2 separate regions of the Homo sapiens genome follow, and region 2 is linked to region 1. A link is a loop called in an ENCODE intact Hi-C map of the cell type or tissue named here. Cell type or tissue: Calu3. All regions are shown on one strand. Links, peaks and the distances in the headings refer to the core of each region. The heading gives the core; the rest is flanking DNA.

What was found. A loop is a pair of places that touch in the nucleus more often than their neighbours do. Peaks named below come from ENCODE experiments on the same cell type or tissue, not always from the same donor. Only the 100,000 strongest peaks of a DNase experiment are listed, where the experiment ranks them.
Region 2: it touches region 1 in a loop (4-fold over the local background); 1 of 110 quality-filtered maps calls a loop at or near these places.

Annotation. Positions count from the first base shown.
Region 1 is chr3:182,676,440-182,693,073 of GRCh38, forward strand. LOC107986054 (a long non-coding RNA gene) reads right to left here. Exons shown (of 4, transcript XR_001740577.1): 4 at 16,613-16,634. Among named protein-coding and RNA genes, the nearest start is that of LINC02031, 41 kb to the left of the region's middle. RefSeq lists silencers at 5,823-5,892, 6,303-6,372 and enhancers at 6,043-6,092, 7,217-7,266. In Calu3, for the core only: CTCF peaks have their summits at 6,015 and 7,298; DNase peaks (open chromatin) are centred at 5,972, 6,672, 7,312, 7,912 and 1 weaker place.
Region 2 is chr3:182,158,113-182,174,746 of GRCh38, forward strand. All of the region lies in intron 4 of LOC105374243 (a long non-coding RNA gene), which reads right to left. Among named protein-coding and RNA genes, the nearest start is that of LINC01206, 210 kb to the left of the region's middle. In Calu3, for the core only: no CTCF peak of the experiment used is centred there; a DNase peak (open chromatin) is centred at 7,349.

The DNA.
Region 1 (16,634 bases), core at 4,610-9,609:
TAAACATAAGTTAGATGATGCCTTTCCTCTGCTCTAATCCCTCCAATGACTCCTCATCTCATACAGAGCAAAAGTCAGAGTACTTACAATAATAAGTATATTATATATATATACTTATCTTGTAGGGATATATAGACAGATATATCCCAACATGACCTGAGCCCATCACCTCTCTGACTTCATTGCCTTCTGTTCCCTCCTTGTGCATCTCACCCCAGCTGTACTGGGCTCCTAGCTTGAACATACCAAGAATGCTTCTGCTTCAGCATTTTTGCCTTTGCTCTTCCCTCTGCCTGGAAAGCTGATCCCCTAGAGATCCTTGAGAGCCCATTTTCTCTTCTGTTTCAGGTCTGTGCACACATTCACCTTCTCAGTGAGGGCTTCCCTGATGCCCTAGATGAAACAGCACATCCTTCCACCTCACAAACCAGACACTCTATCTTCCTGTCCTGTTTTCTTTTCCTCCATAACATTGTCTAACACACTCTGTTAGCTCCTTGAAAGCAGGGAGATTTTTGTCTTTTTTGTTCACTACTAAATGCTCATGCCTAGAATAATGCCTGGTCTATAGTTGTCACTCAAAAAATATTGCATGAAGGCCAGGCGCGGTGGCTCACGCCTGTAATCCCAGCACTTTGAGAGGCCAAGGCAGGCAGATCGCCTGAGGCCAGGAGTTCAAGACCAGCTTGGCCAACATGGTGAAACCCCATCTCTACTAAAAATACAAAAATTAGATGGGCATGGTAGCATGCATCTGCATCCCAGCTACTAGGGAGGCTGAGGCAGGAGAATTGCTTGAACCCAGGAGCAGAGGTTGCAGTGAACTGAGATCGCTCCACTGCACTCCAGCCTGGGCAAAAGACTCCTCAAAAAAAAAAAAATGCATGAACTAATGAAAATTTGTTTCCAAAACTAATGCCTGATGTTGGTAAGGGTGCAGGGCCACATATACTCTTGTATTCTGCTGATTAAAATATAAATTTTAACAACTTTCTGGTGGCTAGTTGGGTAATAGGAATCCAAAATCCTAAAAGCATAGATATTATTCAACCAGCAACTTCACTTCCGTAATTGAGCCTAAGGAAATTATCGTAGATATGTGCCAAAAAGTTTATATAGGGATATTTATTGCAGTACTCCCTGCAGTAATGAAAAAATTGGAAACAATCCTAAATGTCAAATAAAAGGGATTTGACAGGATAAACTACAATATGGTACATCTATACAATGAAATTCTATTCAGCTAGTCGTGATATTATAGGACATCATAGAACAATCTGCAGTGTTAATGATAGATATTAGAGAATAAAATCAAATTTTGTGAGATAACAATATTTGCAGAGAAAACAATTGGCAGTAGAGCACCTTTATTTATCTCTGGATTATGGGATTATGTATAATTTTATTTCCTTTTGCATGTCTGTATTTTCTTAATTAGCTATAATGAAAAGGTATCATTACTATAATAAGAAAACATCACTAATAACAATAGTTAATATTTACTAAGCACTTCCAATATGCTGAATACTCCACCTATACTATCTCATTTAATCCTCAAAGAGACACTATGAGGTAGTACTATGATTATCCTCATATTGCAGCTTTGGAAATTGAAGCTTAATGAGCTTGAGAATTTCTCCAAGGTTCACAGTAAAGAGTACCAACTTAGGTCTGTACTCTTAGCTGCTCTAGGGGTAGGATAGGTATGAAAGGTTCTCTTTTCTTTTGTGATCCAAACAGATACAACCTCAAAGCCAGCCAGAGCAGGGATCACCAATTCCTAACTGAATTTTCCTGTGACTGCTGCACTTCAATTCTGTTAGCAGCTGCCACAAGCCTCTAACTTCCCCCTTGCCTCCGCTTCCCAAGCAGTGGCTTCCTCCCTCACCTACAGTCAGCTGCAGCTGAACATCACAAGTGATTACTGTGAACATCTCCATACCTTCTCAAGCACCTCTATAGTTAATGAATTAGGAGACTCCAGAATTATAACCATATAAATGTAATATGCCAAAAGGCAGAATATTTATAGTGTGTCAACTAAAGAAAGACTTTTTTAAAATTAAGATTTCCAACCTCACCAAGTAGAAACTTAGCAAAAAAAAAAAAAAGTGGGGTAAATGGCTTAAGGCCAGGGGCTAACCATTCCTACTGAGGAATGAAGAAAAATTCACAAGATGAAATGACTAATCTCTTTCCATATAACTACAAAAGGCCTCCAATCTTTCAATTACTATATTAAATATGCAACAATGACTAGTTTCAACACGGAGAAAATAGTCATTGTAGTAAATGCATGTTAAGAAAACACCACCTCTTCATTATGCAGTTACCTTTTTCCAAGAAGCTGAAATCACCAAAAGAATTTGATTCCATACATTCAAGGCAAGTGGCAGATACTCAGGGCCAATTCTATACCCAAAAAATTCCGGCATTAATTGGCAGAGGGTTGCCCAACTCAGTACAAGTTTTGATTGAGCCATTATATTGCTAACACTGTTAAAGCCTCCAAGAGTAATAAAACAAAAAAGAAAGAAGGAAGATGAAGAAGAGGAAGAAGAGAAAACAGAATGTTTCTGTCCTAAAGGTGCTTGTGATCTGCTACCTAGGGGCCCCCTCAGAACATTGGCTTGAAAATGATCAAATGCCACAATCTAAGTTGGTCTCTCTGCCCCACTCCTCACTACACTCTGTCCATCTGCCACACAGCAATCTGAGTAATTGCTTAAAAACATAAACCAGAACTTGCCACTGTGTCACTGTGGAGTTTAAAACCTCATGACTCCCCATTTTACTTGGTGGGTGGGTGGGGGTCGGAGGACATACTCCTTGCCAAGGTACCACAAAGGCTTAGCTGCCCTGGGCCCTGCTGACTTCCGAGACCCCCATCTCCCCCACACATCTCCACTCTCACTAGCATCTAGACACACTGGCCTTTGCCTAGTCCTCCATCAGCCAAGCTGTCACCTAACTTAGGGCCTGGGGACTGCAGTCTCTCTCCTGACCCAGCTGGTTGCTTTTTTCAGTAAGATCCCAGCGCCTGTGTAACCCACTGAGAAAGGCCTTCCCTACCCAGCACCAATCAGCCTCCCAGCCCAGCTTCACACACTCCAGCATCTCACCTGACATTTTTCTTCACAGCCCTTTTCACCATCTGCAATGGTCAGATTTACATGTGTTGTTATTTAGTGTCTGTCTCCTCCTACTAGAAAGTCAACTCCATGAAAGCACAAACCATGTCTGTCTTGTCCACTACACACGCTTGGCTTCAATAAGTATTTATGGAATGAATCCATGAATGAAAAGTAGGCAGAAAGAAGCATGTCAGTGTTGACTGGAGTTATCCAAGAAAACTCCAGGAACTCAATGGGCCTTGAAGGATAAATAGTAGTAAACTAAAAAGAACCTGATTGAGCTAAGAGCTCTCCTCTTTTTTCTCACTGATATTCCTGGCCTCCTTCAGCATCTTCAAAAGGCAAACGAATAACTCCAAAAGCAATTGCTAAATGCTTATTGAATGGAATAAGTTAATTGTGAAACAATTCCAAGTGACGTATATCATTCTCAGTTGAAGTTATAAGTTTGGGGTTCACTGAGGCTGTTTTTGGTCTAGTCACAAAAGCAACGGTGTCCCAGTTAGAGACTGCCCTATGTCTAGAGTAAAACCAGAAATGAAGCAGAGCCACAAGAAACCCAAAGAGGTCTTGATGTAAGCAAAAAAGTCTACTTCAAGCAAGCTTCTTTCCCACCACTAGGCCTCAAGCCTAACCTAACAAAAAGTACACGGAAAGTGAAATCCTGTTTGCTTTTGTGACTTAAATCCTGTAGCATTGCCTTAGTTTTTAACTTCTGTACCATGCTTTTATTTCTGGTAATATTTATCTTTTTAAAAATAAATCTAAGGCATAATCTCTCTCTCCATTAGATACCTGTTATGGACTGAATTGCATGCCCCCAAAATGAATATGTTGAAGTTCCAACCTCAGTACCTCCAAATCTCACAATATATGGAGATAAAGTCTTTAAAGAGGTCATTAGGTTAAAATCAGATGTTTAAAGGGTGCTTACCCAATATGACTTGGGTCCTCATAAAAAGAAGAAATTTCAACAAAACATGCATGAACAGAGAACAGGCCATCTGAGGACACAGCAAGAAGTTCATCTGCAAGCCAAGCAGAGAGGCCTCAGAATAGACCAAACCTACTGACACCTTCAACTTGGACTTCTAGCCCTCAGAACTGTGAGAAAATACGTTCGTATTGTTTAAGCCATCTTGTCTGCAGTGTTTTGTTATGGCAGCCCTGACAAACCAATAGAATATCCATACTCATAAAGTTTTTCATTGTTGCTGTGTCAAATAATTATACCCATTTCCAACTCATGGTCCCCAAAACTTGTCACTTCAACCAAAACCAGGTGAGATATAAAAGGGAATTACACATTCAGTTGGAAGGAGATACATACAGAAAACCCCTTAAAAACCGGGATCTTTTTTCTATTCATATCTTTCATAATAGTGAATCAGAAAAAGGTAAATTAAAGGTTGTTTGGGAAATTGACAGATCTTTCTTTGGTATGATACCAGGCTCAAGATCCTGTGCTTGTCAGACTAAGACTAAGATTGTACTACCTTTTTACTCCATGTGTTATATCCTGAAAAAAATTCCAAGTCCAGGGAAAAACTTGATAAATAGAAGAATGAAAATGTGCTGTCCAAAATATGTAAAAATACCACAAAACAGATTGTAGAGTATTGTCTATAGCCATTTAACTTGCATGTGTGATAAAGAGTATCATCCAAATATAACCTTATGAAATTTTTTTTAACTTCTAGAAGTCAAAAAGTACCCAAACACACACACATACACACAAACTTATGCTTTGTAGACGGGAGGGAGGTTTGCCATATGTGCGACAAACCGAAGGTTAAATCCTTATTACCTAAAACACAGCTTATAAATTCATAAGAAAAAGATAACTTATCATAATAAATGAATAATATTAAGCAATTCACAAAACAAGAAATTCAAATGTTCTACTAACTTTTTATTCTTTTATTCATTCAATCAATATCTATTGGGCATTTGGTATGTGCTCAGCATAATACAAGACACCAGGTACATGGTGATGAGCAAAAACTGGCCCTTCTCTGTAATTATTCGCAATATAATATTAAACCCAACTTACAATAAAAGAAATTCAAAATAAAATGGTGCCAGGGAATAATCAGACAAGTGTAGAATTGCATACAAAAATATTAATTGAGCTATTATAATAAGGAAAACTTGAAACTACCTTAATGTTTATTAATTCACTGTAAGTTAAATAAATGGATATAGACACTAAATTTGTCCCTAAAAATATGTAATGTCATTGGACAATTCCCACTGCAAAATATGATGGAAAAAAGCATGTGATACTGATGTTTAGATATATGCAAATTTCATATTTTCTACAGTAAAAGTATTATTCTAATAATTAAGGAAAACGCTTTTTAAACAACCAACATGAATGCTTTTGACAGGGATGCCATCGTGTAAGTTAATTGCCAAATAAACTAAATAAACTTTTTTTTTTACTATTATTCTTCAGTTGACAAATAAAAACTGTATAATTTACATTGTATGACATAATGTTTTGAAATATACATAAATATGCTTTCTTGGATGCTCACAATTTGGGTACACTTTGGAGCATACTGGAAAATGCTCCTAACGTTGGAAGCAACACAGTCCCCTTACTTGAGCGATAAAATGTTACTTTGTTCCTTAAATTAAAGAAAGGTTCGAAGTTTAGTTTGACATTCACCTCTGCCTTTATAAAACAAACACAGCCTATAAAATAACTTAAACGCCCAGAGTGCCGAGTTTCGTCGGGCCCTGGCTGCGCCGGGCCGAGCCCTGCCCCGCGGAGGTCGCCGCCCAGCACGGTCTGCAGATGGCAGCCTCTCGCGGAAAGCCCCGCAACGCCGCTTCCTGCCTGGGGGCGGCACTTGGGGCCCGCGCCGGGGTTTCAGAAACCTGTTCGAGCCGTTCCTTTATGGCGGAACGTTCTTATTTAGTAAATATTTATTCCACTCCCCGAGGACCCAGCACTAATCACTGCCACTTCTCTTTAATAATAAATGGTGAACTTCAAATGCGGCAGAACTCAGCCGGCTAATCAGTGCTCGCCGGGAGGTGCAAAACTGTCTGAAGCCCACCGGTGGACATGAAAGACGGAACATTTCCTGTTCCAGCTCTCGGTGGCCCAGAATAAACTTCAGCCGAATGAGAGGATGTCTAGGCGGCCGCCCCCCGCGCGCCGGCCCGGGAGCCCGGGTTCCATCTGCCCGCGGCCCGGAGGTGCGCCCCTGCCCGCTTCGCCCCGGGGACCCTCGGAACCCGCGGCTCTGCCCTCCACACAATCTGGGCTGCCGCTCCCTTGGGCTTTTCGTGAAAGCTTCCTTTTAAATTCGCTGTTTGGTCGCAAGCCATTTAGCCCTTTCCGTGGGCCCGGGCGAGGGGCGGAGAGCGGAGAGCGACCCGAGCTCCTGGGAACCTGGGGGCTCCGCGCTGGGGACTCCAGGCCGCCCGCCTCGGCTCTGGCCAAGGGGTCAGCACGTGGGGTGGCGTTTGCCCCAGCATTCCAGCCCTTTGGTCTCCAAAGGCTTTTTGTATTCACTAGGGAAGGTAAGGGCCGCCCCTTTAATGGTTGCATTTTGGAATGTAACAAACTATGAGGACCACCCGGTACGCTTGCGTTGGCATCATACGAGCCCCGCGGTCCCACCGTCACCCACGGCTGATTTGGAAATGCCACGGGGCCTTTGGACATATGGAAAGACTTTTGGCCCAGACACAATAATAAAAATATTCAAAACGTCTTGAGACATAACTCATTTATCTACAATTCTGTTTACTCAAGGTGTAATTTTCATTCTATATTGCCCATTCTGGTGAAGACATGAGTGTTTGAAGCGGGCTGACTATAGTTTTATGATAAGCCATATTTTAGCTTTAAATAAGAACTGCATTGCCTCCAAAGTATTCCATCTTTTGTGTAACAGAGACCCACAGATCCTAAGTGAAATTTGTTCTCAAATTTAACACATTTCTGTAACATATTTAAACCTGAGTTAATTTAGAATGGGTTGCTGGCACCACTGGGATTGATACTGAAATGGTTTTGCCTCATTCACATCGAGCCCTGCAAATGTACTTTAAATTCTACGCTCTTAATAATCCCTAGGCATGGAGAAAAGATTGGAAGTTCTTTTTCTACAACCGCTCACTGAAAACAACACAGTGCACGGTTTCAGTGATGAGCTTGGAGTGCCCCTCTGTGGAAGAAGGTGGGCACTGCAATTTTTCTTTCCTAAATTGACTTGCCGGTGTCTTAGGAACTGTGGTTCTTTACCTCTGCCAACCATGAAATTCGATGTTACTTTTCCATTAACTTTTGTGGATTGAACCTCACTCCTTGTTTTATATAGAAACTTAAATATGTGTTGAAAATAATGAATGAATCTTCTTGTCTCTCCTGCCCCCAAAGCTTTCCAACTGATGATAAAAGATGAGAACATTTTCTTGCAAAGCCCAAAGCTGTGTTAGTACCTATTCTGACATTTAGGACTAGACAGAATGGCTTGATAAGGAGCACAGATAGATGTTATCTTATGTGCCCGCAGGGGCTGCTACAGAAAGCTACTGAGACAGAGTTTGAGCTCAGGAAGAAAAGAATGATGTGATACAGAAAGTTAGGTGCAGAAAGTAAGTTAGTTACTCTCCCTCCAAAGAGTTGAAACCTGTGTTATTGATCTATAACAGTGCTGGCCATTGGCTCATTGTCGTGAGTTTATTTCATTTACTTCCGTTTTAATCTCAAAAGTCAAAACAGTGTATTCAGGCAAGGCAAGGTGACTCACACCTGTAATCTCAGCACTTTGGGAGCCTGAGGCAGGAGGATCACCTGAGGTCAGGAGTTTGAGACCAACCTGGGCAACGTAGCCAGATGCCCATCTCTCAAAACATTTAAAAATTAACTGGTCATGGTGGCGGGTGCTTGTAGTCCTAGCTACTTGGGAGGTTGAGGAGGGAGGATCACTTGAGCCCAAGAGTTCAAGGTTGCAGTGAGCCAAGGTTGCACCACGGCACTCCAACCTGGAGTGAAACCTAAATTTGGTTTCCCTCAGAGGTGATAAATCTTCACCTGAGTCATATGTTCAAGTTATACTTTAACAAGAGATATTTTCATTAGGATGCTTTTAACTGCGACTAAAACCCAAAATCTGTCTTATACAATACATGAGTACATTGACTCATATAACTGAAAATTCAGCTCAAGCTTCAAGCAAGGGTTGATATAGAGACCCCCCACAGTGTCACCATAGTATTAATTTCCTTCCATTTTTCTGCTTTATTGTCCAGGATATTGCCAAAAGGGGGATGGATGAAGCCACCAACATCATGGCTGCTCGAAGGAGGTAACTCAATGTTCTCTAAGAAGGAACGACACATGAAAATGGCTGTCATTTGAAAAAAATATATTTTTATCAAAGAGAAAATAATCTACAGATAAGACAGTATTTAAGAAGCAAAGCTTTATTTATTTTGAGTCTGTTTAGGTCCATGGTGGAGGAACTTGTCCTCCCATTTGCCACAGTATAAACGTTTAGTATGCCAATAAAAAGAGGCTGTGGTGAATCCCAACACACACACCAGGCTTCACACAGCACACCAAACTCAGTGCACCTGAGAGAATCCATGGTCTTGACTCTTCATCGTCTAGGGAAGTAACTGAGACTCAGGGCAGAGAAGTGAACATAAATTTCATCATATGAAAACTGAAAAGGCACTTCAAAACGTAAGTGGGGATCAAAGCTCTGCACACCAAAACTTGTTTATTAGTCAAGAAACAACAACTGCAGGCCGGATGCACTGGCTCATGCCTGCAATCCCAGCACTTTGGGAGGCCAAGGTGGGTGGATCTTTTGAACCCAGGAGTTTGAGAATAGCCAGGCAACATGGTGAAAACCCATCGCTACAAAAAATTAGCCAGGCATGGTGGCGTGCACCTGTAGTCCCAGCTACTTAGGAGGCTGAGGTGAGATGATCACTTGAGCCCAGGAGGTTGAGGCTGCAATGAGCCAAGATCATGCCACTGCACTCCAGCCTGGGTGACAGTGCAAGACCCTTTCTCAAGACCCTGTGGTCCAATTACAGATAGCAAGCTTCTTTTTCTCTGATACCCACAGCTCCTACTTGGCTTCATATGATGTTTTCTAAATTGATACACACACGGCAAAGAATACATTCCATAGTGTAGGAAATATAACTGGTATATGAATATCAAGTGCAGGATCTCACCAAGATTATTGTTTAGGATGAGCCTATAGTTTACACATCACTGATAGTCCATCTTTTATACTCTGTTTTTTAACTTTAATTTTAGAATTCAGAAATAGCCATGAACCTTCCATAGAGTCAACCTTGCACATTGAAAGCAAATTTTACATGCCGCTGTATTCACAGAAAAGATTTGGATACTCTGGATATGTATAAAGGTTTACGAGAAAAAATTTCTAAAGCTTTAAAGGCTGTCAGTCTCTTTAGTGTCAAGCCACTGATTTCTTTACCTTTTTTTTTTAACTTTTTAAAGAAATGAAGCTCATTGGCTTTCACTCAGTAATGTTCTCACTCCTCTATTTGTTTTGCAAGGAACTTCAAGTCTCTTCTGTATGTAATCTTCAATCTGCCAAATTGTATGCATGACTTGTGTTGGTGTTAAAAGATAATTGCTCATTTGAACATTCTAAATCTAGCCTTCCATGGCAAGTTTACATTCCTCATGCAAGATAAAGTGAATGGGGAGATCATAAAACTGGAGCTATAAGGAACACTGTTTGATCATGGTAAGATCGGTTTTGTTACTTAATTACTTTGTTTAAATTCATCTGAAGAACCAGTTGTAAATATTTTAAACCTTATTAAAGAAACACTTGAAAAAAGGGCCTCAGATTTCTGCTTCCGGTCGTAAAAGAGATTAAATATTCTGAAAGATCCTGCCCCTCAAAAACAAGTAGATCCTGGATAAATCATCCTTTATTTCATTTCTGAATTAGTAAGGACAAGGGGAAATCTTCAATATCCTTCAAAAAAAACTTTTCAAAAGGCAAGACGGTGAGCAATAATAAAAGGGGGAAATGGGCTGGCCTAAAGACAAAAGCTAATATCAGAGCTGTGTTAGCTGAACTAACTCTCGGGCTAGAAGCAAATAGAGGAACTGTATCTGAAAGTACTACTTTAAGCTAACATTCTCAAAGGACACTAAAGTATTCCAGGTCAGTATTTCCCCTGTTTCCTAGCAAAAGCAAAGTGTTTTCTGGAGAAAATTATCCCCTATGTATTCCCACAGGATTCTCACAGATTAAAAGGAAACAAATATGAGCTCAAAACCAAAATCAGCAAATACACATTGAAAGAAGTCACCCTTATTACAAGTCACCAGTAACTACAAATAGATTTAAGCCCCTAAGCCATTCATATTTTGGAATTGTTGGATACAGAATATAAAATTGCAATCTATGAACTGTTTAAATAATGAAAGATGTGTTCATAAAATGATTGTTAAGAGACTGTCAAAAATATGCAGATTTGAAAAATAAAAACAAAAAGGACTTTTGGAAATAAATATAATAGTTGGAAAAGAAAGTTTAACAAATAGTTTAAGTTGCAGATTAGCTGTAGATGAAGAAAGAACTGGTGAACTGGATAATATATCTGAAAGAAATATCCAGGATCCAGTATAGAGAAAAAAAGGAGGAAATATTAAGATAGATTAAAAGATATGGAAGATAGAATAAAAGGCTTTAATATATATCTAGTCAGAGTCCTTGAGAGGAGAATAGAGAAAATTGAGAGCTGCTATATTTGAGGAGAAAATGAATTTTTCAGAATTGATGAAATGCAGGCCAGGTATGGTGGCTCATGCCTATAATCTCAGCATTTTGGGAGGCTGAGGTGGGCAGATCACTTGAGGCCAGGAGTTTGAGAGCAGCCTGGCCAACATGGTGAAACCCCATCTCTACTAAAAAAAAAAAAAACAAGAATTAGCTGGGCGTGGTGGTGTGCACCTGGAATCCCAGCTACTCAGGAGGCTGAGGCAGGAGAATCTCTTGAACCCAGGAGTTGGAGGTCGCAGTGAGCCGAGAGCACACCACTGCACTCTAGCCTAGGAGACAGAGTGAAACTGCATCTCAAAAAAAAAAAAGAAAAAGAATTGATGAAATACATATGTTCATAAGTGAAGAAAATCAATGTATCATAAGCAAGATAAGTAAAAAGAAGTCCATAAAGATACACATTTTAGTGAAATTGCAGACCATAAAAAACAAAAAGAAGATATTAAAAGTAATTTGAGGCTGGGCACAGTGGCTCACACTGTAATCCCAGCACTTTGGGAAGTCAAGGCGGGTGGATCACCTGAGGTCAGGAGTTTGAGACCAGCCTGGCCAACATGGTGAAACCCCATCTCTACTAAAGATACAAAAATTAGCCAGGCATGGTGGCAGGCACCTATAGTCCCAGCTACTCAGGAAGGCTGAAGCAGGAGAATAGCTTGAACCAGGGAGGCAGAGGTTGCAGTGAGCCAAGAGTATGCCATTTCACTCCAGCCTGTGCAACAAGAGCAAAACTCCGTCTCAAAAAAAAAGTAACTTGAAGGAAAAGGAATGATGATTAGCATCGCAATAGTAGCAATAGAACATAAAAGAAAGGGTTTAATAACTTTAAAATATTTAGAGAAATTAACTGTCAACTTAAAATTATGGACTCAGCAAAACCATCTTTTCATAAATAGTAAGAAAATAAAGACATATTTAGTTGAACAAAAAACTAGAGTTTGGCATCAACAGATCTTCACAGAAACTTCTAAAAGATGTCCTTCAATAGAAGAAAATTATTGCAAAAGTCTAAAATGCAGAAAGAAAAAATTGGTACAAATGTAGATAATTCTAAGATGACATAATATGTATGAAAAAGAGATAAATAAGGACAAAGAGGAAGAAGTAGAAAAAAGAAGGTGAGGACAAGAAGGAGATATAATTTACAGGGTTTAAAAAATAAGGTATAGAACTAAAGTTTTTGCTTTCGATAGCATTTGAGTCAGAAGTAGGTAGCTGACTGAAAAGTGTTATAAGATTCGTTTTATTTTTCAGATCATTTAACTTATTGATTCACTTTAATCTTACTTAAATTTAACATGTTTGATAAGATTTCAATAGTACTAAAAGAAAATAGTGTATTATGTTTAAGTAGTAAAGGGGAAACATTTGGTTAAGAAAAAAATTTAACCAAAAAAGCTAAATTAATTTTTTAAAGACAAGACAAGAAACAAGAGTGAAACAAATAGGGGAAATTTTACATTGATAGAAACAAGTCCCAATATACCAATAATCACACCAAATGTAAAAGAATTAAATACCAGTTTTAAAAAAAAGAAAACATAGCTATACTGTTTATCATATTCATACTTTTTAAATGTGGGAAGGTTAAAAATACGAAGACGAAATACTAGACAAATATCAAAATAATGCAGAGGCCACTACATTAATATTAGATAAAACACACAAAAAACACAAAAATTAGCCAGGTGTAGTGACGAATACCTGTAGTCCCAGCTACTCGGGAGCCTGAGGTGGGAGGATCACTTGATCCTGGGAGGCAGAGACTGCAGCAAGCCGAGATAGCGCCAGTCCACTCCAGCCTGGGTGACACAGTGAGATCCTGTCTCAAAAAGAATGTAAGACAAAGAGCATTACTGGAAATAGAGAAATGTACTATATACTGATTATAGTTTTCAATTCACTATGTGATTATAGACATTTTAAACCCATATATATATAAGAAAATTGCCTCAAAATCATTATAGGATATTTTAACACACCTCTAGTAATTATTGACAGCTTAGAAGATAGGAAATTAATATAGATAAACAATATTTAAACAATATACATAAAAAGGGATTGGTATTAATATAATTAACATATTTAGAATTGTGCCCCTAAACAACTAGAGAATACACATTCTTCTCAACACAGAAGCAATGTTTTCAAAAATCAACCACTTAAACGCAGCCACACAGCAAGTCTGAACACATCTCAAAGGATAAGTATCATAAATACCATATTCTCTGGCAACAATACCATCTAAAAGGAAAAAAATAATAACACAGATTTGATGGACGACTTCAAGCCACACATTCGAGAAGTTTTAATCAGAATAACTACAAAGAAAACTATAACCTAGCACATCAGCATAAAACAGCTGAAAACCAAAAACAAGAAGCAAATTTTTAAAGCAGTCAAAAGAGATACTATCTTCAAAGAAGCAACAGTAAAATAAGCAGCCATCTTCTCAACAGAAACCATGAATGTCAGAAGACATGTGCTAAAAGAAAATAACAATAATGTAGCGTTTCATATTCACCAAGAATACCCTTCCAAGGTAAAAGCAAAAGAAAGATAGTTTCAGACCTACAAAGTATGGGTGAATTTGTCACTAACAGGCCTGCATTACGGGAAATGCTAAAGGGCATTCTTCAGGCAGAAGTAAATGGTCGGTAGTCCCAGATGGAAGCTCAAAGGTGCAAGAAGAAATGAAAACCAAAAGAGAAAATAATATAGAAGTAAATATAAATGAATATTTACAATATAAAACAATAAGAATATTGCTTTGTGGGGATAGAGATATAGATATGACAGTAATAGCACAGAAGTCAACAGAACAAGTAGAATGAAAATGTTTTTCAGTGTTTGTGATTAACACAGCCGTTCTCAAAGTGTAGTCTCCAGGTCTGCGTTTGCATCACCAGTGTCACTTAGGAAATTGTTGGAAATGCAAATTCTCATGCCTCAACCCATGCCTGCTGAATCAGAAACCCTGATGACAGAACCCAGCAATCTGTGCTTTAACAAACCCTTAAGGCAATTCTGATGCATGTTCAAGTTTGAGAACCACTGGCCTGGGAAATAACAAAAGTGACAATTTACATGGATGTTTAATAAATTGAGTAACATGTTGTTATCTCTATGGCAACCACTAAAAAGTCATAAAATAATATATAATTACTTAACCAAGGAAGAGGGGACTACAATAATAAAAAATACTTAATCAACATAAAAGGCAAGAACTTTGAAAAATGAGCAGAGGCAATTCAGTGGAGAAAGGACAGTCTTTTCAACAAATGGTGCTGGAACAACTGGGGATATGAAAAAAAAAAAAATCCTAGACACAGATCTTACACCTTTCACAAAATTTGACTCTAAGCAGATCATAAACCTAAACATTAAAACACTAAACTGTAAAACTTCTAGAAGATAACATAGGATAAAATAGAGGTGACTTTGGGTTTAGTGGTGTGTTTTTAGATACAACACTAAAAGCACAATCCATGAAAAAAATTAGCAAGTCAGACTTTATTAAAATTAAAAACTCTTCAAAACACACTTTGCCATTGATGGCATCTGTAAGACTCAAGGCAAAAGGAAATACAGAAGTACTCTAGTTGATAAAGTTTTTCCCCATAGAGGTATGGATTAAGAATTCTAGTACTGCCTGATACTGCTATACATGTATACAGGAATTGAACAATTAAGTAAATGGATAGCAGATGATAGGAGGCAGTTTTCTCACTGTTGAAGTAGGAATTTATAGATAAGGAAAAGGAGGGGGGTAGAATGATGTATGTGGTAATGGATTCAAACTAGAAACATCAGTAAAAACTTCTTTAATAATTAACAATATGGAAACAGATGGTTACACATAGAAATATTTATAAATATGTGTATATATACAAGGTAGTATACATACATATATTTCATTGCTCTGTCAGGTGAGAAGCCTGCAAAAAAAAACTACATCTCAATAGCAATGAACACACCTAGCACCCAGATCTTGGTTCCCAACATCATTCTCCAGAATAAAGGAACCAGGGCTCCTTGCAGAAATGAGTGACTATGACTGGGGCAGGAAATACACAAGATTAGCCTGGGGTGTCTTATAGTGCTACAAGTAAGAAACTGCATTCTCTCTCCCTTACTCTGTCTCTCTTCTTCTCTCTCTCTCTCTCCCTCTCTCACACACACACACACACACACACACACACACACACACAAATTAATGAGAGTATCTCAAAGGGGCTCAGGACCAAAAAGCTCCCAATGGCCAAAGCTAGAAGGATTTAAGCAATGAAATAAATAGTTTGGGATTAGAGCCCAGAGTATAAAACGCATATCCATGAGCTCAGATCTGATATAAATATATGATTAAGTAAGTTAATAAACACAGGAAAAGAAACAAATATTCAGTACAAAAAAAGAATTCCAAATAAATTATACCGATATGGTGACTAGCTCGGCCAGGCTTGGTGACTACACTGGCCCGGCTACACCGTTCCACACCTCCCACTGTCGGACTGGGCTGCTACCTCTGTGCCTGCCAGTCATGTTATTAATACTACTGCCACTGCTGTCACTGCTGCTGCTGCTGCTGGGATCTGGCCCTGGGTCCCGCCAGGCCTCCAAGAGGTCACACGTGCACCGACGTGGGATCCTGGAACTGGCAGGAACTGTGGGTTGTATTGACTCCTGAACCCCACTTACCTATATGAAATACAGTTGCTACTGTGGCCTGGGAGGCCATGGCCAGCACCGGGATGCCATTGACTGGACCAGCAGAGAACAAATGCCAAAAGCTCTTGTGCAAGTGTGACCAGGAGATTGCTAACTGCTTAGCCCGAACTGAGTACAACTGAAAGTACCTCTTCTACCCCCAGTTTCTGTGAAAGCAGGACTCGCCCAAGTGCGACTGGCTAGCTTGACTTGAAGTGCTCCTTTGCACAAAGAAATAAAGCTCCTTCTCGCTAATGAAAAAGTATTATATTGATACTTCACCCTAATGGAGGGGGAGCAAAACTTGCCACTCCTTAAGGGCTATGTATAAGGAACTTCCATCCAAGGAGTACAGTTAGAAGAGGGAAATTTAAGTGAGTATTTTTAAGATAGGGACACTCAAGAAACAGTAACCCAACCAAGTGATCAAGGTCAATATCAACCATCATAAATCACATTGATAATCTTGATATTATGTGTGATGAAAATGGCACTTCTCTTCTATAATAAACCCATAACCCCAGTCTAATTGTGAGAAAAACATCTGTGAACCTAAATAACAGAGAGGGAGACTCTCTAAAAGAAAATGATGTTTATTTGGGAATAAGCATTGCCATGGCAATAAGCAGCCCATAGTAAACCATATGAGTATTCAGGGAAGTAACAGAAGAAAAAGGCTTTTAGAGGAAAAATGAGGATTATACAATTGTTATGACACTATTATCCTTGGCTACAGGATCAGTAAGAAGAGTGGCACTAGTCTGAGGTTGAACAGGAAGTTGCTGGGCAGATGTCCTCACAGGGGTACTTCTTTGTGTATAGTTGCAATGGCCTTTGTGCAAGGTTGTGGTTTCTGCAGTCTTCTGTGATAGTTCTTGTTACCAGGCATTTGGGCTTGAGAAACTTCCCTTCGAGACCTTCCCTGGGTCTCTTTGTCAGGAATTTTAATGCAAGTGACTCCATTTTGATTCTGACAACTTTCACA
Region 2 (16,634 bases), core at 4,303-9,302, 520 kb before region 1:
TTGATGGTCCACACCAGTGGAGGGGCACGGAGGCTGGGAGGATGCAAAACAGCAGATACCTCAGAAATTATTTCTGATTGCCTTTCAAGGCATTATATTTGTTCCATCACTAGGAACAAACAAACAAACAAACAAACAAGAAAGCTAATAGTGGCAAAAGCAAGGAAAATATAGAAAGGGAGATTTCACAAGCCAGCATTGTGAAACAAAAAGAAAGAGGTGAGTGGGCCCTCTTTCAATTTTGTTGAATTAATGCAAGCCACAGGATGTTTTGATTTGGTGTGGATGTTCCTACTGGGAATATATGAAGGTTTGTGAGTTTAAGGAAGAAGATCTGTCACCCACAAAAATCTGGTAAAAGGATGTCCGTGGATATGAAGAATCCCTGGAATGAGGGGTGCGTCCCAAATCTGCTCGAACATTTATAGTACAAACTTTACAACTTAAGCCAGTGCCTACAAGGCCATGGGGATTACAGACTCTACTACCACTGTCACTGGTAGACTGTTCACTTCCTCCTGGAGACCCTGGGAAGGACTGCAGTAAATTTAAAAGTCATATTGCATTACCAGAGAGATTAAGATGAAACACAGGGAGTTCAGGAGCTAAAAGACAGACAAGCAGGGTGAAGTGACCATCTTTCAGGTAGATGCCATTAACATGTTTGATTCAAAGGAAGAGAGAATAGAGGGAGAAACTGAAGAGGTGCTTTCAACAGCACTGGGGCTGGAGTCATTAAACGGCAACTGCTATTGAGGGAAAGCCTACTTCTATAAAAAGCCACTGAGAGGGAAAAGTTAGAAGTTGCTCCAGTGGCAAGAATACTCTAGAAACAGGGTAAAGTTGCAATACTTATTAGGGCTTAAACAGAGATAATGAGGAATAATTTTGATGAGCACAATCATACATGATTGATTTTTTTTTAAACAAAATCCTCTGATCTTGATTACACACTCTGATATATAAACCACCTTCCCTTTTTAGAAAGCTTAACCCCTCTGAATAAATTCAGCTCATGTTTCAAATTAAGTTATAATGCCAGATTGAATTCAAATAAAACATAAAATAAATTTGTGTTCTTGGTACTCAGGGAAATGTAGCATGTTTTATTATTATTTCTTCAATGTGCTTGGTATAGTGTCTTTCACTTCACAGGTGAGAAATAAACATGTTGACTCTCTTGATGTAATTGGTGCTCGTGTTTCTTCTTAATAATCAATTCTTGATGCCACGGATTCTACTACTGACCTGATTTGATAGTGACCTCCTAGTTTGTTACATCCTCTGGACATTTTACATCTGTTAATTTCATCAATTTTACCTAGAATTTTATACCTTCCTTCTCTCCATTCCTTGTTTTTGTGGTAACTATCTCTCAATTCTTCTTGTACCTCTCTTGACTACCCTCCTTTTTATTTCCTTTGCAGTTCTTCCTCCTTCTCTTCCAAAACCTTTAAATATTTCTATATTTTTTGCTGGCCCATGTGTTCTGACAAATCCCACATCCATATCTCCAGCCCAGAATGGTTTTGTGAGCTCAAGAAGCATATATCCAATAGCCTACTAGAAATCTGCAACTGAGTGTTCCAGTGATAATTCAAATTCAAATATGTACATTTCCCCTACCAAACTTCTTATATATTTTCTTGATGAAAGGCCCAATTTTTACCCAGTTACCCAAGGCTGGAATTTATCACTCATCTTAGACTTGTCCCTCCCTGTGCCCCTGATGTTCAATCGGTAGCCCTTCTATATGTCCTCTCCATATTACTACTTTTGCCAGAGTCCAGTCTATCTTCATTTCTCTCCTAAAATGTAGCAATAGTGCCTTTTTGTTTAGCTGAGCCTCTAATTTTCTATCTCCAACCCAGCCTTAATTCTGCCCCCAAAATGACTTCTCTCAAACAATGTCAGAAGAAAGGGCAGAATCACATTGCTAAGAGGAAAACCCTAAGTCACCATGTGAGCATCAAATCAAGTTGCTGTATGGGCTTTTCTGTTCTGTGAGCCAGTGTCTCCCCCAGCCCCTGCTTTCTTTTTCTTTTCTTTCTTTTTTTTTTTTCCATTTCAACCAGTTTGAATTATGTTTTCTGTCACTTGCAACCAAATGATAATTAACTAACATACCATTATACATATGGAATAAAAATTAAACTTTCTCTCCCTGGCAATCTAACCTTGTTTCTCTCCTTTCACTCCCTACTTCACCCTCTCTAGCCCAGGATACCCTCATGCCTTTACAATTCAGATCTCTCCCCTCATTCAAAATCCTGCTCCTTCTTTAAGTCTCTGTAAATTCTTCTTTGACTCTTTCAGGTTGAAATAGGCATTGTTAAGATGTCCTGTGCTCAGTAGGGTCACTTACAAAGTAATCTCAATCAATGGATGGGACCATCCATGGAATGAACTGATAAATACCATCAACAGCATTTGAGTGAAAAGCACAGCTTGGATGAATTTGGGAGAAACTTTTTTAGTTGACGGGAGATGCTTTGAACTTTTAGAACCGTGGTGCTGTCTTCCAAGGTAGGAATGAATAGAACAGTATTTTCAAGTGAGAAGATGCTTGATAAATATCCTATCAGGTCAAATGAAAGGAAATCTCAGTGTTTCTATGACTAGGAAACCGTGAGAGGATGGGTAGGAGTAGGAGGCTCCTCCCTTATACAGTAAAGTTCAGTGAACAAGTGTCTTTTTAGCATATTACCATAAAGTGTATATGCAAAATACACCACTAAATTTTCCTAAACAATTAGTAATATTTCTCTTCATTTTCTGCTTTCTCCAAATCATTAGTTGTATTCATTTATTTGATTTCTACACTGGTACTTTTAAGAAAAAAGTCATTTTAAAATGCACTATTAAGAATATCTTTTACATTCAGAGAACATGTCTCCTTGATTTTCTGCTGGATTCACATATTTGCAATCTTCCTTATAGGGAAAGGCAGGACAGAAGGCAGGAGCTTAGATTAGGCACCTACTCAGTGGGCCAGAGCCTTTGCAAGTGTTGTTTAATTTAATTATCATGAGATTATTATTATTATTATTATTATTATTATTATTGGTATAGGTGGGTGTTGGTTGAGGGCAACCTCTTTTCTTTATAAGAATGCCCCCCAGATGGATCAGGTCTCACCGAGTTTTCACAACATGAAGAGAGAGGAGTGTAGTGCTGAGAACTTCAAACAAGGGTGGAATGATGGGTTTACATTTTAGCTCCACCCTTTACCAGCTGGGTGACTATGGATAAGTGGCTTAACCGCTCTGAACATTGGTTTCATCATCTGTAAGATGAGGAAATTAATAGTACTTACATCATTGAGTTATTGTGATGATTAAATGAGTTGATATTTTCAGGTGCTTAGAAGAAAGCATGGCACTTGGTAAGTGCTACAGTGTTGCTTAACAAACTAAACAAAATATTCCCCAAATGTCATCTCTCCTCTGCAATAAAATAGCAAGGAAACCGCCTCCCTCAGTCCAACCAGCTTTTAAATCCAAGATTTCCAGATCAATCTAAAAAATATATCATCAAATCCATTAAATCATCTGAGTGTTTGACTCTCTTTGAAGGCCCTATGACAATAACCAGCATAAGGTTAGGCCATTAGGGAGACTAAGAGTGCCAGTCATCGGTGGTGCTTCCTTTATTCTCTATAAATTTGGAATATGAAAACCTAAATATCCTCTTGAAAAGAGAGATGTTGAGAAGGAAAAAATGTCCTCCACAGTTATTTTAATGATGTATCCTCTACATGTGTACTTTGAGGGTGTTGGATTGAGGCTGCTATAGCCATTTCCAAGCTTATCAGGAAAGAGTTTGATGTTCAACTAGTAATGTCTTCCATCGGCACAAGAAGGGCACTGGAAGGAGGCATGCGTCTGATAGACCTGCACCCTTATCTTATAAGAAAACACAGAGACCTAGAGAAATGGAGTGATTTGCTCTGTATCACATAGCGGGCCTGGTCAAGAGTATAAACCTGGGACCAGTGGTGGAAAGTATGTATGTTGGGGGTGGTAGGTGGGGGTTGACTTGGAGATCACATGTAAATTTCATCAACCATTTTCCCAAAGTTAAAGCTTTTCTATAGGCTAGGCTTTATGAAAAGTTTATATCTTGACCTAGGGTTGACATACTTAGGTATCCTCAAACTAATAAAAAACAAATACAACATAATTTAGATTCACCCAATAGGATTGTCTGGGATGACAGAGAACATATCCAGAGTTTCACCCCTGGAAGCCTCAGTGACAAGTACGGCAATGACTCACCCCACCTGCAAAGACAGTTATGAAGAACGACAAGCAAGAAATGCTGGCCGAAATCTTGGCGATGAGAAAACCCATACATTACTGCAAACTCGCCACAGAGCTACAAAAACTGAACTGGTCATGCAGGTTCCAGTACCTGGGTGATCCTTTTGGTTACTATAGGTGCCCTCCAAACATTGAGAAGTTGGATCAAGACACAAATACGAATTCATCTCCCCCTGGTGGATCTCAAACAGTTTTGGAAATGAATAGAAAGGTTTATGCCAATATTTAAATATTAACAATGCTGTTACCTGATAATTACGTGTCATTTTGTCTGCAAGAATTAAAGAAAACTTTCTGCTTGAGTTGCTGAAATGCCACCACTTTTCAAAGGACATCAAGTATAAATAAGTTCTATTACTTACAACAAAATGCAGGCTTTGTTTAGCTACAAAGAAGCACAGTGAAATTCTAATTTAAGCCAAGGAGTTTACTGAAGAAGACACAGTAGATATATATTTTTTAAGTTGTTGTTAACCAGTTTTTTACTGGCTATCATGACATGGGAAAAAGCTTTTGATAATAACTGAGTGATCTTGTGTTTTGGACTTCTATAGGGTTGCTGCAGATGACTGCAAATATCGTCATTTGGTAAGAATGGGTACAACGGGAATAGACAAAAGATCTTTACTACAGCCCAAAAAGAAAAGTGTGCTAGTTGATTTCAGGAATCCTTTTGGTTCCCTGTGTATGTTCTTGGGAATTCATGAGTTAACCAGAATATCTTCATCAGCAATATGTTGTCAAGTAGAAAGCACAGATCTTTGAGCCAAAAAAGTAGGGTTTATGTCCTGGCTCTGGGATCATTAGCTGAGTGATCCTGGGCAAGTCACTGTTAGTCTCTCTACTAAAACTTAGCTTGCTCATCTGTGAAGAAAGCTAGCATAGTCTATTTCACCAGGTTGTTTTGAGATCCAAATAAGAAACATATGTAAAAATGCACAGCACCATGAGGTACATGTACATGTTTTGTAAAAATTAGTTGAATGTGAATAAAAATGCTTTGCTTTTATTTTGAATTCGATGCCAAGAAGTACTTTATGTTGCCCGACTCTTGTGTGCTTTCTAGTTTGTGAAGTGTTGTCTTTTAAAGTCAAGAGTAGGTTTCACTTGGCAGGTGACTTAGCTCTGTAATGTTAATGGTCATCTCAAATTTAACTGATTTATGAGTTCAGAATGTGATACATCAAATAATATAAAATAAGATGTCTTGTTTGTGCATAGTCAAATGGCAAGATTATTTTATCATTAAAAAATGTTAATGAGAGACTCAGTCATTCTGCTACCTATGTAGAAAACATTTCAAATATCTAATCCCAGGTCCTTTAACATTGAATACACATTTTTCTTCATTATATTTAAAATTTTTTTTTGTTGTATAAATAATTTTTATGGAAAAAGTAAAATAACACACCAGTATAGTTAGGTAAAAAAATAAAAGTCCCACCAGGTGTGGTAGCTCACACCTGTAATCCCAGCACTTTGGGAGGCCGAAGTGGGTGAGCCCTGGAGTTCAAGACTAGCCTGAGCAACATGGCAAAACCCTGTCTTTACAAAAAATATAAAAATCAGCAGGGCATAGTGGGGCATACCTGTAGTCCCTGCTACTCGGGAGGCTGAGGCAGGAGGATCACTGGGAGGTTGAGGCTGCAGTGAGCAGTGATTGTGCCATTGCACTCCAGCCTGGGCAAAAGAGTGAGACCCTGTCTCTAAAAAAAAAAAAAAAAAAAAAGCATTTACTGTCTACCTCCCCATCCCACTCATTAAAAGTAAACCCTGTTGGTTATGTTTATCATTCCAAAATTTTTTCCATTCATGTGCAAACAAATAGATTAGATAGGTATTTTACAACTCAATATGAAATTATATTGACATATTATCTGGCAACTTGCTTTTACTCACGTAATAACATACTGTGGGCATTTATATGTACCTTCTTAATAGTGACTGTGTAAGTCACTAGAAATGACTACAAGAGACCCCACTTGAATCCAGCTCCCATTATGACATATGTAATAAGCTTTATAGATTTAAAAATTAGGAGCATCTATTGAAGAAAGAGGAGGAGTGATCATAAAGCTGGCCAGTGGGAGAATAAGTTGGACTGACCAGGCCTCTGTGCAAGGTCTGGGCAGAAAAAGGAAATCTATACCCAGATTGTAAGGCAGACTTCTTGACCCATGTGGAAATAAGCAGTGTCTGAAAGGAAGGGGAAGAGAAAAAAGAAGGATTAATGTTTTCTATATAGCTACTGTATGTCCAGTACAGGATTGGGCCCTGTCTCATACTACAGCAAATGCAATTCTCATCACAATTCTGGTAGGCAGTTACTATTACCCTTAATTTACAAATAAACTGAGGGCTTAGGCCAGTCACTAACAAGACACCTAATAAATGTCAGGATTGGGATATAAGCCCTGTCTCTAAATCCAAAGCCCCAGCTCCTTCTTTGGTATCTGGGTGGGATTAAAGTGAACAACATATGTAGGGTACCTATTTCAATGTTTTACAAATGAGTTGTTCAGAAAAATCTAGTCCTTCTTCCCCAATATATAAATATATTTCAAAATGTCTGTGTATCTGAAATTAGACACATATGGCAGGAGGGAAGTTTTTCCTTCATACTTACTATCAAATGCAATACTATATAATAGTGCCCCAATCAATTTTAGTAGAGTTGGAGGACCAAATTTGGTACTGGCTAAGATGTGACATGCTTGAATTTTAAAAAGGAAAGAAGAATCAATTGTGATTTTATTTATTTATTTATAGACTGAGAGGGTCTTTACCCTTTCAACTCATAGCTATGACAGAAAAATCTTGGATATCAAGTCTTTCTGTCGTAACAGCTCAATAGGCATTTAAACTTCCAGTGAGTCAGAGATATGTGAGTTGAAATTCCACTGAAATCTATGGTTAGAAAGTGCTTATGTCAGCTCCTGCTAAGCTCCCACTGAAGCACTTTGCTGATCATAATTAATCAGGGAAGTTTGCTCACTGACATGTTGTACAGGTCAGTCAAGTTCTTGTGCAACGATCTGGGGAGCAGCTCTTGACCCACAGTTATGACAAAGTGATCGACAGTCAGTCGCACAGGAGCTTAGCCTGCTTTACTCATGACTGTATGCCAGAACTGCAGAGAGAACCTGGGATCCAGGAGACTCTCCAAGAGTACTTAACAAATGAATGAATGAATGAGCTCAAAATCAGAACAGAAACTTGAATGCTGGTCTCACATTTGTCACTAATGGCCATGTCGTACACCTTAAATAAATAACCAAAGGAAAGAATAAAATAAAGGAGGCGATCATTTCCTTACCTTTGCACTTAGATATGATCTGGGATATTGTGTTCAGATCCAGCTGTCTTTTAAAACAGTACATTTTAATAAGGGTGACACACTAAAGTGTCTCTGCTGGTGGGCGTCTAGAAGGCTGAAGGGTCCTGAATCTTATAATTCAGATGGAATTGAAATAAACTGGAATCATCCAGTGAAGATTAAGACTTGAGAAAAGACAAGACAGCTTCATTGAAAGAGAGTAGCACAGTGTCTAGATCAAGGAAATATTAGCCACAAATTGCATTCTTTAGATTTTAGACAATATCTGAATTATGATGCTTGCTTCTGGATGCAACTTTTAAATCAATTAATTCTCTTACTATAGGAATAATAGATTTTCATAGTTAAAAAAAAAAAATACTGTGAAGCATCTCATCATCATCCCAAAATCTTAATTGCATCCCTCAGAGAAAATGAATGTAAATAATTCAATATGTATACTCCAGGTTTTTTATGCAAATATAACATATGTTGGCATATTTTTAAGCTTACGTGGGATCAAGTTTTCATAGTTTGACATTTTTGACTTAAGATATATTATCTTTTCATATTATCCATATACATTATGCTTCATCCTTATTAATTGTTACATAATATTCTATGGCGTGAATGTGCTATAGTTCGGCTTAATTCTCTTTTGAATATTATAGTATATTAAATTATATCCTATTGATAAAAATTATTTCCAATTTTTAAAATTACAAATAATGCCATTATAAACCTTCTTGGTCATTCATTGTATACTTCTACAAGAATATTCATAGTTAAAGTCCCTAAAGTGCTGTTACCAGGTCAGAGGACACGTGCATGTTTGTTTCAATCTTGTTCTTGTTAAGCTTCTCCAAATTGCCCTTCTTGAATTGCCTGTTTCTTCGCTTCTTCACCAACTAGATATTTTCAAAATTTTAAATTTGTCAGGTGAAAAATATCTCATTGTTTTAATTTGCATTTCTTATTTTACTTGTGAAGTTGAATATTATTCCATGATTATTGACAATTATCTATGAACTTCCTGTTTATGTATTGGCCTGTTTTGTTAGATTATTTTTTTCTCTTTGTCTTATTGATCTCTAAGAGTTCTTTGCATACTAAGAATATTAGCCCTTTGTCATAGACATTACAAATGTTATTTGCTAGTTTGTAGTTTTATCTTTTGATTTTATTTATGGAATTTTTCATAGAATAGCATCTTTATTTACTTGATTTAGTTTTTTATTATGTTTTAATTTTTGATTTATATTTTTATTCATTTTTGAATAAAGTTGAATTTAGTCTATTTCTTTCCTTTATGATTCTGAGTTTCATGCCATATCTTTGCCATGCCAAAACTATATATTTTTAAATTCCCCATTTAAAAAATATTTCTATGGTATTTTCTATGTTTAAATGTTTGCTCCATCTGGAATTTGTTTTAAAGAGTGAAGCAGAGATCAAATCTCCTATTCCTGCAAACAGCTAGAAATAAAACTCAACATTATTTATTGATTAACCTATTTTTACTCTGATGACTTGAAGGGCTATTCTTATTATACACTAAGTTATCATATGTATTATGTCCTACTTCTAGATTTTCTATTCAGTTCTTGTATAACATAGAATATTTTCATTTCTAGCAGATCTCATACCATCCCTTTCTCACTTCCCCCACTCTCCCTGGCCCCCCGCCACACACACTCCTCCACCCTGTTCTCTTCCATAACACTTTCCTGGTTGCTTAGGCATGTTTATTTTTCCAGGTGACAACTATATTTTTAAAACAATGGGTTTAAATTAAAGCAACACCAACCCTCCATCAAAACGACCAGTCGTCACCTATGTTTGGCTTTTCTTCCTGTGAAGGAAAAGCAGAGTCTCTGTTCTATGTAAAGCCTCTCTCTGCACCTACCGCGCTGATCCACATCCCCATTTGCCCTCGCGATTATTCGTCTCTCTCATTCGTCATTAGTTACTTACTAATGATGAATCCTTTCACTAGGCATCTCAATACACCTTAACATCACCCACTTGAAAAAAAAAAAAAGCAGAAACCCTTAGCTCTATTTTCCACTCCTCTTTTTGCCCCATTTCTTTGCTTACCTTTTCAGCAGAAATTCTTAAGAGTGGTTTGTATTTGCTGTTCTCACTTTCTCACTCCCATTCTCTCTTCACCCATTCATTCAATCAGACTTTTCACTTCACCACTCCCTGAAGCAGATTTTATCAAAGTCATTGATGTCCTTCATTTGACACGTCCATGGTCAGTTCTCTGTTCTCATCCTATTTGAGTCTCAATATCATTTGACACGGGAGATTATTCTTTCTTTCTTGTATTTTCTTCTGAGGCTTTGGAGTCACCACATTCTTCTGCCTTTCCTCCAACCTCACTGGTCATTCTTTCTATGTCTTCTCTGATGTTTAATCTCTTACATCTAATCTCTAAATATAAGAGCAGGTCAGGCCTCTCATCTTTCCTCTGCTTTTCTTTTCACCTCTTCTCTCATCTCCTCTCCTCGTCCCTCCTTCCCCCTTTTCCCATGCTCTGCTATTTTCTCCTTTCCTTCATCTACTTGATCTTATCCAGTCCCATGCCTTTCAATATTCTATGTCTCCAACTGTAATCTCTCTCTCTCTCTAAGCTTCAGAGTTCTCTCTCCAAAGGTCTACATACAATCTCCGCTTGGATGTCTGACAGAAACTGCAAACCCAATATGTCCAAGACAACTCTTGTTTCCTGCCCCCAATTTTCATAATCTGCCCCCTAATCTTTTGTGTTTCTTTTTAGATGGAGTTTCACTCTTGTTGCCCAGGCTGGAATGCAATGGTGCAATCTCTGCTCACTGCAACCTCCGCCCTCGAGGTTCAAGCAATTCTCCTGCCTCAGCCTCCCAAGTAGCTGGGATTATAGGCATGTGCCAAAACGCCTGGCTAATTTTTTATTTTTAGTAGAGACAAGGTTTCACCATGTTGGTCAGGCTGGTCTTGAACTCCTGATATCAGGTGATCCACCCATCTCGGTCTCCCAAAGTGCTGGGATTACAGGCGTTAACCACTGTGCCTGGCCGTGCCCCCCAATCTTAACCAGAGGTGCACATGGCAGCACAACTCTCTCTCCTGTGCTAAGACTAAAAGCATTGACATTGTTTTTGGCTTCTCTCTTCCCTTCATACTCTACATTCAATCCATCAGCAAGATCTGTCAGTGGTACTTCCAAAACACATTGCAAAGCCCTACTGCTCTTCCCTATCTCCCTTACTACTACTGTAGCTCGAGCCTTCATTTTCTCAGTCCTGGGATCCTAACTGGTTTTTCTATTTCCACTCCCTCCCCTTATTCCCCTGCAGTTGATTCCTTACAGAGTAAACAGAGTGATATTCTCAAATCAGATCCTATCACTACCCAGCCCAAAATGCTCAGATGAAATTCAGCTGCTTACTATGGAGTGTAGAATTTACAAGACCTGACCCTTTATTGACTGTATGACCATCTCACTCACTATTCTCTCCAATGTCCACTCCACTATAGCAATTCTGTCCTCCTGGATGCAATGAGCTGTCTCAAGGTATTTGCTTTTGATAGTCCTTCTATGGGAGAACCCATCTCCCTGTGGTTTGTGGGGCTGTGTCTCTCTCATCTTTAGGGTCTTAGCTCAAATATTGCCTCTGCAAGAGGCTTCTCCATCTACCTTAACTTGAGCAGCATTCCTCCACACCCATACATCCACAACCCAGTCATTCTTGACCCTACTGCCCTATTGTATTTTTTTCATGTCGCTTAAATCCTTCTTAAATGATAATACTTTTGTCTTCTTCCACTAGAAGGTAAACTCCATGAGGGAGTGATTTTGTTTGTCATATGAATGTATGTGCTGTTACACAGGAGATTTCTGTAGCTATATACAATACCTGGAATAGCCCCTGATACACAGTAGGCCGATAGTGTGTTGGATGACTTTTGACAGTTCTAGGAATAAACACCTATATCATTTGGAACCTATATCATTTAGAATTCATACATTTATTAATTGGGATTACATAGAATTTATTGATTACTGTAAGGAGACATAACACTTTTAACATATTAAGTCCTGATGAAAAACAGTGAATATCTTTCCAGTTGCCCAAATGTTTGTTTTTAAATTGAAGTTCTTATAGCCCTATTCTGGTAAAAACCTTTTTAAGAGGAATATTTAGCTTGGAAAGTAAATACACAGTTATTATGACATTTATCTCCAAATACAATGCCAAGTGAAAGAAGAAACTAGTTTATTCACCATATTCCAAAGATCAGACCTTGATGGGAGATAAAGGAAACAAAATTCTAGTTCAAGGAAGAAGTTACTAAAAGTTAAAGCTATTCAACCTCAGATTGAGCTGTGTAGTGAAGCAGTGAGCTCTCCGTCACTGGAGATGTTCAAGCAGAGACTGTGCAGAGAAGATTCTTGTATCTATGGAAAATTGAACTAGAAGACATCTAAGGCCTCTCTTAACTTTAAGGGACTATGATTCATATTACCACTACAAGTCTCAACCAATTTGATGTATCTCAAGAAACTGAATCAACCCAAATTTTCCCCAACCAAAGATACTTGAGAGTTTCTGAAACTGAGTGGTTTCATGGTGAAGTCTAAACTCCATTCATCCAGCTCTGCCCTATGAGTTATATTTTCTTTCACTAAAATAATCTTTAAGACTGGATTCTCCTAGAACCTACCTCTTCTGAAATATTTTACTTTACTAAGACACCCTGAAATAGAGGGTGCTAAAATCCAGAACAAGTTGATATTTTCCTTAAGAAATCAGATGGCAAAGTTGAACAGCCAACAGGTTTTTTGAGATGTTGCTTGCTTCTGCAAGTTATTGCTTTCAAATAGACTTACTAAACCAAATACTATGAGGCTCTATTGAAGAAGTTTTGTCCAAAGTTGTTACTACTGACCCGCAAACCTTGACTTTTTTTTTCTCCCTCCAAAACCTTGAAACATTCGTAGAGAAAAAAAGAGTGAAAAGAAAGTAATAATGATAGTAGCCTTGCTTGCTATTATCATCATTTGAAAGAAATGAATGATATTGTTTGCCAAAGGCCCATGGCTGTGGAGCTAAACCACAATTCTAGATAGCTCAGCAAGGCTTACCAGAAAGCAGAGAGTGCACTTCTTTGTTCCAGGGTTTTATGGGAAGAAATCATTTCACAGCTTGTATGGATTCTGCAAAGGCCTCAAGCTAGAAAGTGTAAGGTGGCCTGCGGGAGGTGTGCAGGGGTCACTGAATGCTACGAGATGTCTCTTCAAGCTGGTGGATTACACTTACGAGCTCTCACAATGTGACTGCCACTCTGACCTTGCTGCTCAAGTCCAGGGCTCTCATGAGCAAGGAAAGAGATTCTGAACCAACCCATGCTCACATGGCACTATGTCATTCATTTGTCAGTCCAAAATTCAAAGAAAAGAGACCACCTAATTCTCAAAAAAAAAAAAAAAAAAAAAAGTTGTTGCACTTTTGAGTGTATTACGGCCATATCTTATACAACAAAATTTTCTCTTAGGAAGCACGCGGTGATTTTAGTCACTGTCAGCAGCCTAGAAAATCTGCCAAGCTGGCTTCATGGAATTTCTAGAAGCTCATTCAGAGCTTTGAATGACATTTCCTTATGTGTATACCACAGGCTATGGTTTTTAGGCACAGTCAGGATTATAAAAAATCCTCTTCAAAACTCCCTTATACAGAGAGACAGTATGTCTGACATGATGAGAAAGACAGTCACCTGAGACCCAAGGAGCTTGCCTTTAAGATTTGTTTGATGACTTTTCATTTCAGGAAAAGCAAAGCTAATACAACATTTCCTAAACGGGAACGTCTGTTCCAAAGGCAATCCGGTCTGTTGGCTCTCCGACTTCAGCACAACACCTCCCAGCATTCGGGGAGCTTGTCTCCTTTCCCTTTACTTTTGTGTTTTCACCACCCAACTTTACTTTCTTGGCTTACAAAATGGGGATAACATTACCCTCCTCTACACCTAACAAGGGTAATGAAAGGAGCTAATAAAACATTTTGTATTAAAAGACTTTAAAGAATTTTAAATCACCATTTAAATATTGGATTATATTATTACCTAGGACCTGAATTTAACTGTAGAACATTTTGCTTTTGTTGTTGTTTTGTTTTTTACTTGCATTACTTGTAAATGATGGGAAGAGAAGAGATATGAAGAATAAATTTGTCTCTAGCCATCCTTAAAATATGATTTTTCTGTAGAAAGGAAGACACTATGTGTGACACACAATGAAACTTTCTTCAGTATGGCTTTTAGAAACTACCCTCACTACTTTGTAGGCATATTCAGATATAATAAATATATACATAAAGTTAGTAATGCTCTTAGAACTTTATTATAAAGACTATGAAATGCATGGGTTGGAAATTATCTTTTGCAAAATTAGAGATTATAGAGGAAGCCTCAATAGATAATCATCTGATTAGCTGACTTACTGCTTTTAACCAGTTTCACTTGGTGTTTAGAGTATTTTTTCCATCATGATTTTAAATGCAAGTTATAGTCACAAGAATTTTTTTTTAAATTCAGCCCCAAGAGGAATTTTAGAAATAATCAAGTCTATCTTTTTGTTTTATGGAAGTAAACACCAAGATTCAGAGATGTTAAGTGATTAGACTAAAGACACACAGCTAATGCATGTGGAAGAGAGATTAAGACTCACCTCTTCTGGCTTGCAGCCCATTGCTTGTTCCACCCCATGCTACCTTAGCCCAAGGTAAGAAATATTTAATTGAGGGCTAATGACAAAAGACAATGAAGACATATTGTATTTCTTCTTTGGATTTCTTCATATATCACTGCAGCACTTAGGAACTCAGATAATTATACTGTGAGGAGACAAGTGACAGGAGAGCAAAACACCTCCTCTAATTCTTAGCCCTCTGTCAAACGCAAAGGATGTGGCAAATTGCTACCTGTAGGCTCCCGGAGGCAGGCGGGAGAGCAGCATTACTCATACAAAGAAGCAGTCCTGGCATCTCCCTTTGTAAGATGTAAACCTAAGATTTGGGGACATTTCAGGAATGGGAGTTTGGACAGGGAAAGCCCTTAGCCTCACATCTTGGACTCAAAATATTCTTTCCCCGGTTCTTATCAAATTAACTTGAGCCTCAAACAACCACCTCAGCTGGGGAGAAAAGCCGGATGGGGAACGGTGAGGTTGATCCTCAGTTACTTAAACTCTTCAGGTTTTCTATTATCTAATTCAGTCTCCCTCTCCATAATGAAGATCAAATTATATCCAGGATTCTGGTTTGCTGAAAAGAGTGGGAGATCATAGGAACATATCATTTTACAGAGGACAATACCAGCAATTTCTGAATGAATCTGGCAGCTAAGCCCGGCAATTATTTGGACCAGCACTCAGTGGTTCTTTGGGGATAAACTGAGCTAGAAGGGCTTTAGAAAGGGCAAAGCTACAGTGGCATCCAGTCTTCAGGTAGGAGAGATCGTTGACTCTTGCTACTCACTTCAGCACACTCTCTTGTCACAATATTTTCCTAAAATTCCAATGTATTATCATGGAAATGCAAAAAATACCCCACTATATTCACAAAAATGTTAATTTCCTACTTAAAGCCATTAGGAAGAAAGCCTCTTCCCCAAAACAAGACAACATTGGAATATTTTGCACACCAAAATGTTTGAAAGTTTTTTATAAAGTGGGAAATGTGGGTTTTTTTAAATTATAAAGAAATTTGAATTAGTTATTTGTGAAATAACTAATTCAAACCAGTTGCCCAGAGAAACTGAGTTCACTGTTCTTTCCCCAGCAGTATTTCAGTAGAGTAAGTGTCTGTGTTGCCTTGTGCAGAGCAGAAGTGTGGCCAATGGATAGAAAAAAAAGCTGGATTCTGGTTGCACGTTAGGAAGAATTTCCTAATGTTTCACGCTGTCAAAAAAATGGTAGTGGGTTTCATCGAAAGTCCCCATGGCTGAAGGTGTTTATAGAGAAGGGAAGGAAGCTGAGACGTGAGCTATATGGCCTCTCAATGCCATTGTAGAATTTTCTAAAACCCTCTGCTTTATCACTAAGAAACATTTCTCCATGTCCATGGCTTTTGTAATTTAAAACTCATGGATTCTTAGAATGCATATTCAACATCTCTCCAAACACAATAAGAGAAAAATGAATCCAAAAACAATGGCTTTAGAAAAGGAGTTTTTTATTTTTAAAAAGTCTTGTCCATGCTTCCATTCTTTCAAGGGCATCTTCTAAAATGATTCAAAATTGTGAATAACTTCTGAGCATTCAGTCCCACTGTCATTGGTTGGTCATGGCCTTGAGGTGGGGGTGCCACCCTTTGCCCGAAAGCCAGCATAGTCACATTTTCCTGCAATGGAAATAGTTGATGTAGGCAACCAACCTTTTTGCCATGTTTCCACAAAGCAGTGTAAATGTTAGTAGGTCACAATGGAACAGACAAAGAGAATTTGACAAGTAATCTGTTTATTCTTTAGATTATAAAACTGCTTTCAGGGCCGCATTAAAGTAATTCACACTTGGCCAAGAGAAAGAAATCATCACTTGGTACACATAGAATACAGGCTTTCAGACAACCAGGGGAAGGATGGCGAGTTGCCCCTCTGCCACACAGGCAGTGAAAGAAAGTAGAAGTACTGTTTCAAAGGTCAGTGTCACCAATACAAAGCACAAAATTGGTGCAGGGGAAAAAAGTAAAAATAGGCCAAAGATGGGGAAAGTGGCCTTCAACATTTTTAAGCAACATGATATATAAATGGCAGAAAAACCAAAGAGTAGGAAACTTTCTGATTATTGCAGTACCATAGGTCATTGTAAAGATATCATATATTAGATTGCATACACTCAAAAACTTAAAAAATATCTAAAATGCGCTTTTGTCTTTGAACTGTCTTTGTCTGTCTCTCTCTCTTTTTCATACTTCTTCCCACATGCTGTTGGAAGACTTGTCCTCTTTCGATTT